2 separate regions of the Homo sapiens genome follow, and region 1 is linked to region 2. Evidence: chromatin contacts called from ENCODE Hi-C or POLR2A ChIA-PET data. All regions are on one chromosome and are shown on one strand. The core of a region is the stretch at or near the end of the contact, and the rest is flanking DNA. Distances in the headings are between cores, read along the strand shown. Region 1 has its middle 32 kb from the start of NRROS. Region 2 holds the start of RNF168 (ring finger protein 168).

What was found. A loop is a pair of places that touch in the nucleus more often than their neighbours do. ChIA-PET counts read pairs that join two places held with the same protein, here RNA polymerase II (POLR2A). Pooled maps may share reads with other maps.
Region 1: a loop to region 2 is called in a pooled map, with 1.9 times the contacts of the local background. The contact joins the enhancer-like site here to the promoter of RNF168 in region 2. A Hi-C loop is called at or near these places in 1 of 37 single-sample maps with no recorded cell type and 7 of 50 pooled maps. POLR2A ChIA-PET finds 5 or more read pairs at or near these places in 3 of 52 experiments (A673, activated CD4-positive, alpha-beta T cell and activated naive CD8-positive, alpha-beta T cell).

Annotation. Positions count from the first base shown.
Region 1 is chr3:196,669,146-196,674,379 of GRCh38, reverse strand. No RefSeq gene overlaps it. Among named protein-coding and RNA genes, the nearest start is that of NRROS, 32 kb to the right of the region's middle. Within about 2 kb of position 3,984, at least 2 of the 41 ENCODE cell types and tissues checked have a DNase peak (open chromatin) inside an H3K27ac peak, as active enhancers do.
Region 2 is chr3:196,502,450-196,508,109 of GRCh38, reverse strand. RNF168 (ring finger protein 168) reads left to right here and starts at 4,342. Exons shown (of 6, transcript NM_152617.4): 1 at 4,342-5,237. The coding sequence starts at 4,937. It overlaps SMCO1 (single-pass membrane protein with coiled-coil domains 1), which reads left to right. Exons shown (of 3, transcript NM_001077657.3): 3 at 1-1,231. The coding sequence ends at 223. LOC105374307 (a long non-coding RNA gene) reads right to left here and starts at 2,758. Exons shown (of 3, transcript XR_924897.3): 1 at 1,899-2,758; 2 at 1,679-1,783; 3 at 1,218-1,308. RefSeq lists a silencer at 4,093-4,392 and enhancers at 5,013-5,102, 5,143-5,212, 4,864-5,547, 5,548-5,660.

The DNA of each region.
Region 1 (5,234 bases), core at 2,735-5,234, 170 kb before region 2:
GAGAATCACTTGAACTCGGGAGGCGGAGGTTGCAATGAGCCGAGGTCATGCCATTGCACTCCAGCCAGGGAAACAAGATCGAAACTCCATCGCTCGTTCTCTATATATACATATATACATATACATATACATATATATATACAAAATATACAAAAAATTAGCAGGGCATGGTAGCGGATGCCTGTAGTCCCACCTACTTGGGAGGCTGAGGTGAGAGGATCGCTTGAGCACGGGAGTTTCAGGCTGCAGGGAGCCGAGCTCATGCCACTGCACTCTAGCCTGGGCGACAGGGTGAGACCCTGTCTCAAAACACACAAACAAAAACTAAAAATAGAGCTAGCATCTGATCCATCAATCCCACTGCTAGGTATATACCCAAAAGAAAGGAAATCTGTATATCGAAGAGATACCTGCCCTCCCATGTTTATTGCAGCACTATTCACAATAGCCAAGATTTGGAAGCAACCTAAGTATCCATCAAAAGATGAATGGATAAAGAAACTGGTCCATATAGACAATGGAGTACTATTCAGCCAAGAAAAAGAATGAGATCCTGTCATTTGCCACAGTATGGATGGAACTGGAGGTCATTGTGTTAAGTCAAATAAGCCAAGTACAAAAAGACAAACTTCACGTTTTCATTTATTTGTGGGAGCTAAAAATAGTAAAACAGTTGAATCCCCGGAGATATAGAGTAGAATGATGGTTTCCAGAGGCTGGAAAGGGTGATTGGTCAGAGAGAACTGGGATAGTTAATGGGTACAAAAATACAGTTACAAACAATGGAGCAGGCGCGGTGGCTCACACCTGCAATCCCAGCACTTTGGGAAGCCGAGGTGGGCTGATCACATGAGGTCAGGAATTTGAGACCAGCCTGACCAACATGGTGAAACCCCATTTCTACTAAAAATACAAAATTAGCCAGGCACGGTGGCGCATGCCTGTCATCCCAGCTACTCGGGAGGCTGAGGCAGGAGAATCGTTTGAACCTGGGAGGCAGTGGTTGCAGTGAGCCAAGATCGCGCCATTGCCTTCCAGCCTGAGCAACAGGAGAAAAACTCTGTCTCAAAAAAAAAAAAAAGAGAGAAAAAGAAACAATGGGCTGGGTGCAGGGGCTTATGCTACTAGCGCTGTGGGAAGCCAATTTGGGAGAATGATTGAGCCTAGAAGTTCAAGACCATCCTGGGCAACATAGTGAGACGCCATCTCTACAAAAAATTTAAAAAATGGCCGGGCTCCGTGGCTAACGCCTGTAATCCCAGCACTTTGGGAGGCCGAGGTGGGCAGATTGCCTGCGGTTGGGAGTTTAAGACCAGCCTGGCCAACATGGTGAAACCTTTTCTTTACTAAAAATACAAAAATGAGCCTGACATGGTGGCGGGCACCTGTAATCCCAGCTACTCGTGAGACTGAGGCAGGGGAATCGCTTGAACCCAGGAGGCGGAGGTTGCAGTGAGTCCGGATTGAGCCACTGCACTCCAGCCTGGGCGACAGAGTGAGACTTCGTCTTGAAAAAAATAAAAATAAATAAAAAATATTAGCCGGGCGTGCTGGTGCACGCCTGTAATCCCAGTACCCAGGAGGCTGAGGTGGGAGAATCATTTGAGCCGAGGAAGTTGAGAAGGCAGTGAGCCGAGATCCGGCCACTGTGCTTCAGCCTGGATGACAGAGCGAGACCCTGTCTCAGGGGAAAAAAAAGAATGAATGAATAAAATCTAGTATTTAATAGCAAAATAGAGTGACTACAGTCAACAGTAATTTACTGTATATTTTTAAATACCTAAAGGAGTATATTTGGATTGTTTGTAACACAAAGAAAAGATAAATGCTTGAGGTAATGGGTACCCCATTTACCCTGATGTGATTATTATACATTGTGTACCCGTATCAAAATATCTCATGTACCCCATAAATAAATACACTTTTCTGTACCCACAAAAGTTAAAAATAATAAATTAAATCAGGACAGTGGCCATAAAGAAATAAAAGAAGAAAAATTAGTTTCCTGTTAGGACAACTGTAGGAAGCGGAGCTGGGGAGGCAACACTGACTTGCATTCAAAAGGAAAGCATGACTTTTTTTTTTTTTTTTTTTTTTTTTTTTTGAGAAACGAGTCTCACTTTGTCGCCCAGGCTGGAGCGCAGTGGCGCGATCTCGGCTCACTGCAAGCTCCGCCTCCCGGGTTCACGCCATTCTCCTGCTTCAGCCTCCCGAGTAGCTGGGATTACAGGCATCCACCACCACGCCCGGCTAATTTTTTGTATTTTTTAGTAGGGACGGGGTTTCACCATGTTAGCCAGGATGGTCTCGATCTCCTGACCTCGTGATCCGCCCGTCTCAGCCTCCCAAAGTGCTGGGATTACAGGCGTGAGCCACTGCACCCGGCCGAAAGCATGTGACATTTTTGAAAAGTTAGAGAATTGAAGGGCATTTCCTTTTCTAATCGACTGTTACGATCAAAGTGGAATTTTTGTTGTTGTTATCGCTCTTTCAGAGGAAGGATGTTCTACAAAGTGAAACACAGGCAGTAGAGGAAGATGATATTGTTCAAGAAATCTAGATCAAGAAAGTCAGGGTTCGCTTGAAACTTTTAAGAGAAGTTTCTTGTATAATCTGAAAATTTCAGGAGAGGTGTCATTAGCAGAAGACGGTTTAAACACAGTCCTTCGCACAGATTTCTCAAAGACATTATCTAAGAAGGGGGTGTGGGGAAGGCAAATGGCCAAATAAAATTTGAATGGAGCTATATTGGCTTTTTGAAAATAGAAGAAAAAAGTTTGTCAGTGAAATGCCAGCCAAAGAGAGGCTATTTTCGTAAGTGGTAAGCTGTATGGTAATGTTAAAAATAAATGAATGTATGTATATTAATGATGGTGATATAAATAAATAAGTATATGAATACCGGGTGACCTGTCAGGACTGCCTGTGTACTCTACCCTGGGGGCCAGGATGTTTCTGCTACATCTCATGAAGTATCTCATAGGCAGCTAAGATGCTCAGAGCAGCAAAGCAATCAAACAAAATCTGATATTTAAATGATTCTTTCCAACACTACAAACCCTTGGGGTAGATTCTCACAGAATGGAAGGATTTTGAGGGCATTAAACAGGGGGTGGGTGTATTTCTTTGGCTGTATCTCATACACATATCTCCTTAGTCATCCTTTTAGGACTTTCAACTCTGTTGTTTATTCTGCTGTTTTTCTTGTCTTTTCTTTTTCTTTTTCTTTCTTTCTTTCTTTTTTTTTTTTTTTTTTTTGAGACAGAATCTTGCTCTGTCACTCAGGCTGGAGTGCAGTGGTGCGATCTCTGATCACTACAACCTCTGCCTCCCGAGTTCCAGCGATTATCCTGCCTCAGCCTCCCGAGTAGCTGGGACCACAGGTGTGCACCACCACACTCGGCTGATTTTTGTGTTTTTAGTAGAGATGGGGTTTCACCATGTTGGCCAGGCTGGTCTCAAACTCTTGACCTCAGGTGATCCTCCCACCTCAGCCTCCCAAAGTGCAAGGGTTACAGGCTTGAGCCACCGAGCCCGGCCAAAAATGCCCTTTTTATATAGAGAGATTATTTTCTGAATCCTGATTGATTTGAGAAACAACTCACATGTGAGGTGTGCCTCTTCCTCTGCATCTCCGGGGAAAAGAAGTGAGCTGAGTTTCCTCCTAAAGGCTGGCGTTCCGATCTAGCCAGGAGAGCTTCCCATTTTTTTCCCCTTTCCCCCTTTTTGCTTTATTTCTAACTTGCATTTTACAGCGTTGGTAAGACAACAGGAAGCACTGGGCTTCCTCTCCAGGGCATTCAGCTGAAGGGATTTGCTTACCACACTGAAAACAGTAGCCGGAAAAGAGAGCACACACCCATCTTCCAGAGCATGACCTCTCCCCCTCCTCCTTGCTCTCTCTGCCCTCCCCATGCCGGCCCCACTTCTCCCTCAATGACTGGGAGGCCCCACTGGGGTAGCAGTGTGCAGGCCCCCGCAGTGTCCATGCCAGCTTTATCCCCACTGAGATTTGATGTGGCTGTATGTGTACCTTCCCATGTTCTCCTAGACAAAGGTTTTGGAGGTCTGTGGGAAGACTGGTTTTGAACTGTGATCTGCCAATACCATCTCTCTTAAGATTATGAGATGATGCAAGAAACTTCTCTCAGTCTCAGCAAGATAAGATGCTGTTATGTAAAGTTACTAAGGGTTAATCAATCAAATCAATCAGGGTTAATCAGTCACTGAGACACAGACTCACTTAGTGTCAGAATTGCTCTGCATGTTCTTATATGTAAAATGGTTTGCTGTGTTGCCATTTATAAGCTAAACACCCTTGAAAGAAGCAAAGGGAGGGAATACTGGTTGCAAACTCAGTGTGTACAGGGTTAAGAGTTTTAAATATGATGCAAGTTTTTAATTTTTTTAATTTTTCTTGACATGGAGTCTAACTCTGTCAGCCAGGCTGGAGTGCAGTGGCAGGATCTCAGCTCACAACAACCTCTGCCTCTTGGGTTCAAGCAATTCTCCTGCCTCAGCCTCCCGAGTAGGTGGGATTACAGGTGTGCCCCACCACGCCCAGCTAATTTTTGTATTTTTAGTAGAGACGGGGTTTCACCATGTTGGCCAGGATGGTCTCGATCTCTTGACCTTGTGATCCGCCTGCCTCAGCCTCCTAGAATGCTGGGATTACAGGCGTGAGCCACCGTGCCTGGCTGCAATGCATTTCTTAAATGTATTTGATTGAAGTCTCCTGCCTCTCTAAAATGTATAAAACCAAGCCGTGCCCTGACCACCTTCGGCACACGTTCTCAGGACTTGTCATGGGCCATGGTCACTCGTATTTGGCTCAGAATAAATCTCTTCAAGTATTTTACAGAGTTCTATAAGTCTCTTCAAATATTTTATAGAGTTCTGGCCAGACATGGTGGCTCACACCTGTAATCCCCAGCACATTGGGAGGCCGAGGCAAGTGGATCACCTGAGGTCAGGAGTGCGAAACAAGCCTGGCCAACATGGTGAAACCCCATCTCTACTAAAAATACAAAAATTAGCCAGGCATGGTGGCTGGCATCTGTAATGCCAGCTACTCGGGAGACTGAGGCAGAGAATTGATCGAACACCAGAGGCAGAGGTTGCAGTGAGCCGAGATCGTGCAACTGCACTCCAGCCTGGGGGACAGAGCAAGACTCTGTCTCAAAAAAAAAAAAAAAAAAAAAAAAATATATATATATATATATATATATATATAT
Region 2 (5,660 bases), core at 3,093-5,592:
CTTCTTTATTGCACGTGGTAACAAGGCAGAACACTATACTGCTAAAGTGAGGCAGATGTACATCAGGGATGTCACGTTCCTAATTACTAACATGGTAAAGAACCAGGCTCTGCAGGACAGTTTGCTGAGGGCTGTGCAGGTAATTGAGAAGGGGAAAGCAGTTAGGACCCCTGAAAAGCAAAAGTCATCCCTCGAAGAGTTGATACCATCTGTCAAAAACTAACCTGTTACCCTATGACCCAGTGATTCCACCTACAGTAATTTATCTTGGAAACAGCAAAAAGTATGCACAATTTATTATAGTCTTATTTTTATAGCAAAGAGTGAGAGGATGTTAAATAAATTATGACAAATTGATACAATAGATACTTTCTTTGCAGCCATATAAAAGAATGAAGAAGCTCTTTGTGTAATGATATGAAGTGATCACCAAATGTATTGTTGTTTTCAAATGTTTATTTCCAATATACATTGCTAAGTGGAAAAAAGGTGACAAATATATATATATAAATATATATATAACACATATTAGTTTACATATCCATAAACTTCTTCTGCAGAGATACACAAGACAGTGATAACATTAGTTGTCAGGAAAGAAAGCTAAGAGGCTAGGGGTCAAAGACAAGAGGAAGTCTTTTCACTGTTAATCCATTTTTTACATTTTCAATTTTGAACCATGTGAATGTATTACCTATTTAAAAAATAAACAAGGCCGGACATGGTGGCTCATGCCTATAATCCAAGCACCTTAGGAGGCCAAGGTAGGAGGATCACTTGAGCTCAGGGGTTTCAGACCAGCCTGGGCAACACAGTGATAGCAATAGGAGGCAGGTAAATTCCTAGGCAGACAGGGAGGGGTCCCTGGTGAAACTCAACCTTCAAGCCAAGGACAGTCTAAAGCCTGAAAACCAAGCTATGAGTTCTGGATAAATCCATGAGCCAGACTGAGAGCTCCCATTCTCGTCTGGCACCCTCTCTCCTGATTGGTCCTTACCCTTCACCTATTTTATACATACCTACCCTTCCGCGATTGGTCCTCTACACTATCGTGCCTATTTCTGAATGGTGCTTTGTCAAGCATAGCCACAGACCAATCAGCATGCACTTGCCCATTTCTAGCCCACAAAAACCCATAGACTCAGGCTCGTGGCCAGCAACCCACCTTCGGGTCCCCTCTCACTGCCAAGAGCCGTTCTGTCACTCAATAAATTCTACTTTGCCTTACTCACTCTCCAGTGTCCGTGTACCTCATTCTTCTCAGTCATGGGACAACAACTCAGAACTCATCAAATTCGGGAGTAAGAGCTGTAACAATAGTGAGACCTCATCTCTATTTTCATAAATTAAAACAAAAACACCTAAAATATACATCATGAGATCCTATAAATTGTATCTTAATGTGTATTTGTTCTCTAATGAAGTACCATAGTTATTTATACCAGAAAGGAGATTCTTACATCTTGACCATTTATTTATAATATTTATCGAATACCAAATGCCATGTACTAGGTACTGTGGATAACAGAAACATTAAAAATGTGGATCCTGCCCTCGAGGTAAAGATTAAGTGCCGATGCTTTATTTGGGAGGTACAAATTCAGGACAGCCAGAGTGAAGAAAGCTGGAAGGAAGTTAGGTAGAGAAGGATGTGAAGTAATACATGGTGATGTGTTACCTTGCTGTCCCCTCCTTGAAAATGAGCCACAAGAGACACAGCAGCTTTTTCAGCAGGCACACTCCCTCAGTCTTGCCTGTCTCCAGACACACTGGAGAAACCATCCTTGGAAGGAAGAAGAAAAGGGAATTTAAGTATTGTGCTCGGTCAGTCCACTGGTTTCAATTGGTGAAAGTTACTCCATGGGGAGTGACCCCCCCACCCTCCCAGCATGCATTACCGAGGCCCTAGCAGCCTCTGAGAAGTCAGCTCCTGCATTGTTCAGAAGTGGCAGGAGAAGCCAGAGATTCCGGAAATGCAACTGGTGAGCCCCAAAAAGAGCAAGTGATTATGGGTACAGAAAGCAAACAAAGTGAAGGAAATCTGAGGAAGTACATGAAATATATCCATTACACAAGACATAAGCACCTGAAGATAGAAATCAAAATACAGGAGTTCAATAGTAAAACTGCAATAAAAATCAGTATCACTGGGCAATATATGACTGGGTGAGTTTAGAAAAGGGGCATTACTGGTGGTGGGGAGTGCATTAAATTGCACATAAAAGTGCACTCTGGAAGAAGTGAATTAATTTTTTTTTTTTTCGAGACGGAGTCTTGCTCTGTCAACCCAGGCTGGAGTGCAGTGGTGCAATCTGGCCTCACTGCAACCTCTGCCTCCCGGGTTCAAGCAATTCTTCTGCCTCAGCCTCCCGACTAGCTGGGATTACAGGCACCTGCCACCATGCCCAGCTAATTTTTGTATTTTTAGTAGAGACTGAGTTTCAACATGTTGGTCAGGCTGGTCTCGAACTCCTGACCTTGTGATCCGCCCTCCTTGGCCTCCCAAAGTGCTGGGATTACAGGCATGAGCCACCGTGCCTGGCCCAACTGCATTAAATTGGTGTTTGAAGTAGGCACAGCCACAAAGCAACCCATTTAGGATGAACCGAGAAAGCAATGTCATGAAAGCAAAACGTTTGGATGACAGAGAATAAATCATAGTTGCATGTTTAAAAGAATAATGGGAGATTCGATGGGAAAAGCAGGTTGTGGACATATTAGGAAGCCTGAAGGCCAGGTGCAGTGGCTCACGCCTGTAATCCCAGCACTTTGGAAGGCCAAGGCCGGTGGATCACCTGAGGTCAGGAGTTCGAGACCAGCATGGCCAACATGGTGAAACCCCATCTCTACTAAGAATACAAAAATTTGCCAGGCGTGGTATTACAATGCACGTGGTATTACAAGGCACGCGCCTGTAATTGCAGCTACTCGGGAGGCTGAGGCATGAGAATCGCTTGAACCCAGGAGGTGGAGGTTGCAGTAAGCTGAGATCAAACCACTGCACTCCAACCTGGGCAACAGAATGAGGAGCCATCTCAAAAAAACAAACAAACGAACAAAAAACAAGCCTGAAATTCCAAGCTAAGGTACTGTTACTGTAGACAACCAGATGACAGTCCCAGGTTTCTTTTTTTTTTCTTTTTTTTGAGACAGGGTCTTGCCCTGTCACCCAGGCTGGGGTGCAGTGGTACGATCACTGTTCACTGCAGCCTTGACCTCCTGGGCTCAAGTGATCCTCCCACCTCAGCCACCAGAGTAGCTGAGAGTATAAGTGTGAGCCAGCACACCGAGTTAATTTTTTTATTTTTTGTAGAGACAGGGTCTCACTATGTTGCCCAGGCTGGACCTGAACTCCTGGGCTCCACTGATCTTCCCGCCTTGGCCTTCCAAAGTGCTGGGACTACAGGTGTGAGCTATCACAGACAATAACAGGTTTCTGAACCCACATTGAAATGAAAGTTCCCAAAGACTTCTACCAACGACCGATGTCTCCTCGTTGTTCTCAACCTGGAAACCATCCCCTACCCAGCCTGAATGCTCTCAGCAGCCTCAAAACAACTTAAAGGCTGCTTTCACGCACAGTGATTTTCTTTTCTCTTCCTTCACACTGATTGATTCCCTCAAAAAATGCAGGTCCGGAGCTGGCTATGGAGTTGCAAGCTCTAGACCCAGCTACTCCAGAGGCTGAGGCGAAAGAATCCCTGGAACCCTGGAGTTGTAGTCCAGCCTGGATAAAACAGTGAGACCCCAATTCTTTTATCTATTTATTTATTTGTATTTTTTGAGGTGGAATTTTGCTCTGTCCCCCAGGCTGGAGTGCAGTGGCACAATCTCGGCTCACTGCAGCCTCTGCCTCCCAGGTTTAGCGATTCTCCTGTCTCAGCCTCCTGAGTAGCTGGAATTGCAGGAGCTTGTCACAATGCCCAGCTAATTTTTGTATTTTTAGTAAGGACGGGGGTTTCACCATGTTGGCCAGGCTGGTCTTGAACTCCTGACCTCAGGTGATCCGCCCGCCTCGGCCTCCCGAAGTGCTGGGATTACAGGCGTGAGCCACCGCACCCGGCCTTGTTTGGCTGTTGATTTTGTTTTGAGGTTTCCCTTTTTCTACCCAGAAACCAAGAAACCAGGGGTGTCTGAGGCCTCGCAGAAATCTCAGGGAAAGGTCAGGCTCCACCCAGGCTGCACTAGGCGGGGCTGCGACGCCAGGGCGGGACCGTCTCCGGCTGGGAGGGAGGGCGGGCGGCGCGCAGACCCCGGAAGTCCCGCCCCGGGAACGTTCGCCCTTGGGCAGTTTTCTGGGTGGGAAGTGCGATTTTGGCGGGCGGTTGTGACGTTGCTAGCGCTTGTCCGGTGGCTGCTGCGCTGCCGCAACGAATAGGGTTTCTGGCTGCGTAGGAGGGACGGGGGCGCGGAGCTCTGGGAAACTGCGCCAGGCGCCCGAAAGGTGAACACGGGAGTCGCGCGTCTCCCCCGCAGCAGCGGTAAAGCGGAAGTTATGCTGCAGCCGGAGCCCGGGCTTCCTCCCGGAGCCGCGTCCCGGGGCCCGGCTGCCCCGAGCTGAGCGGAGCATCCTTTCCGGGTGAGGGGAGGAGAGGACTTGGCGCGTTCCCCTCGCTGCCCCGGGAGCCGCAGCCGCGGTGTTCATGCCGCGGAGCAGCCAGGCTCCTCCGACGAAAACCTGCATTTATTTGCTGGCGGGACGTTTGCCTTGAAAATGGACAAAGACGCCGCCCTCCGGGGTATTCCTGTTTGCCTGACCCTGAGAGCGCCTTTTTGCTTCAAGACGTGTTGGATGCTCCTGTTCTCCGAATTCTGATACGCTTCTGGGCATAATACTGAAACACAAAACTGCTTTTGCTCTCTCTGTGGTTGGCCGAAAATAGGATTCTTTTTCGTGCAGGTGTCGTTGTTTAGTCGGCTTTACTAACATATTGAAATGGCTCTACCCAAAGACGCCATCCCCTCGCTGTCCGAGTGCCAGTGCGGGATCTGCATGGAAATCCTCGTGGAGCCCGTCACCCTCCCGTGTAACCACACGCTGTGTAAACCGTGCTTCCAGTCGACCGTCGAAAAGGCGAGTTTATGCTGTCCCTTCTGTCGCCGCCGGGTATCGTCGTGGACTCGGTACCATACCCGAAGAAATTCTCTCGTCAACGTGGAACTGTGGACGATAATTCAAAAACACTATCCCAGGGAGTGCAAGCTTAGAGCGTCTGGCCAAGAATCAGAGGAAGTGGGTGAGTAAACCATGGCGTGTTTGTTGGCCAAAAGCCGCAAGTCTTTGAAAAGGTGAATCATCACTTTTCCATTTAAAAAGTAAAAACAAACCAAAAAACCCGACTAGTATTTGTCTAAATAGTTCTCAGAGGTTAGGGGGTTTATGGGTCCCCAAATGTCGATGGATTATAAAGTCAAGGGCAAGATTTTGTCCATTGTCAAAATGCCCGCGCTGTGTTCGATGGGTGTTTGTTGTGTTAAAAATTAAAGAATTGCCCGTCTGGAGCCTTCTTTTTTTTTTTTTTGAGACAGGATCTCGCTCCGTCCTCCAGGCTGGAGTGCAGTGGCGCGATCTCGGCTCCCTGCAACCTCCGCCTCCCGGTTTCAAGCGATTCTCCTGCCTCAGCCTCCCGAGTAGCTGGGGTTACACGCGTGCACCATCA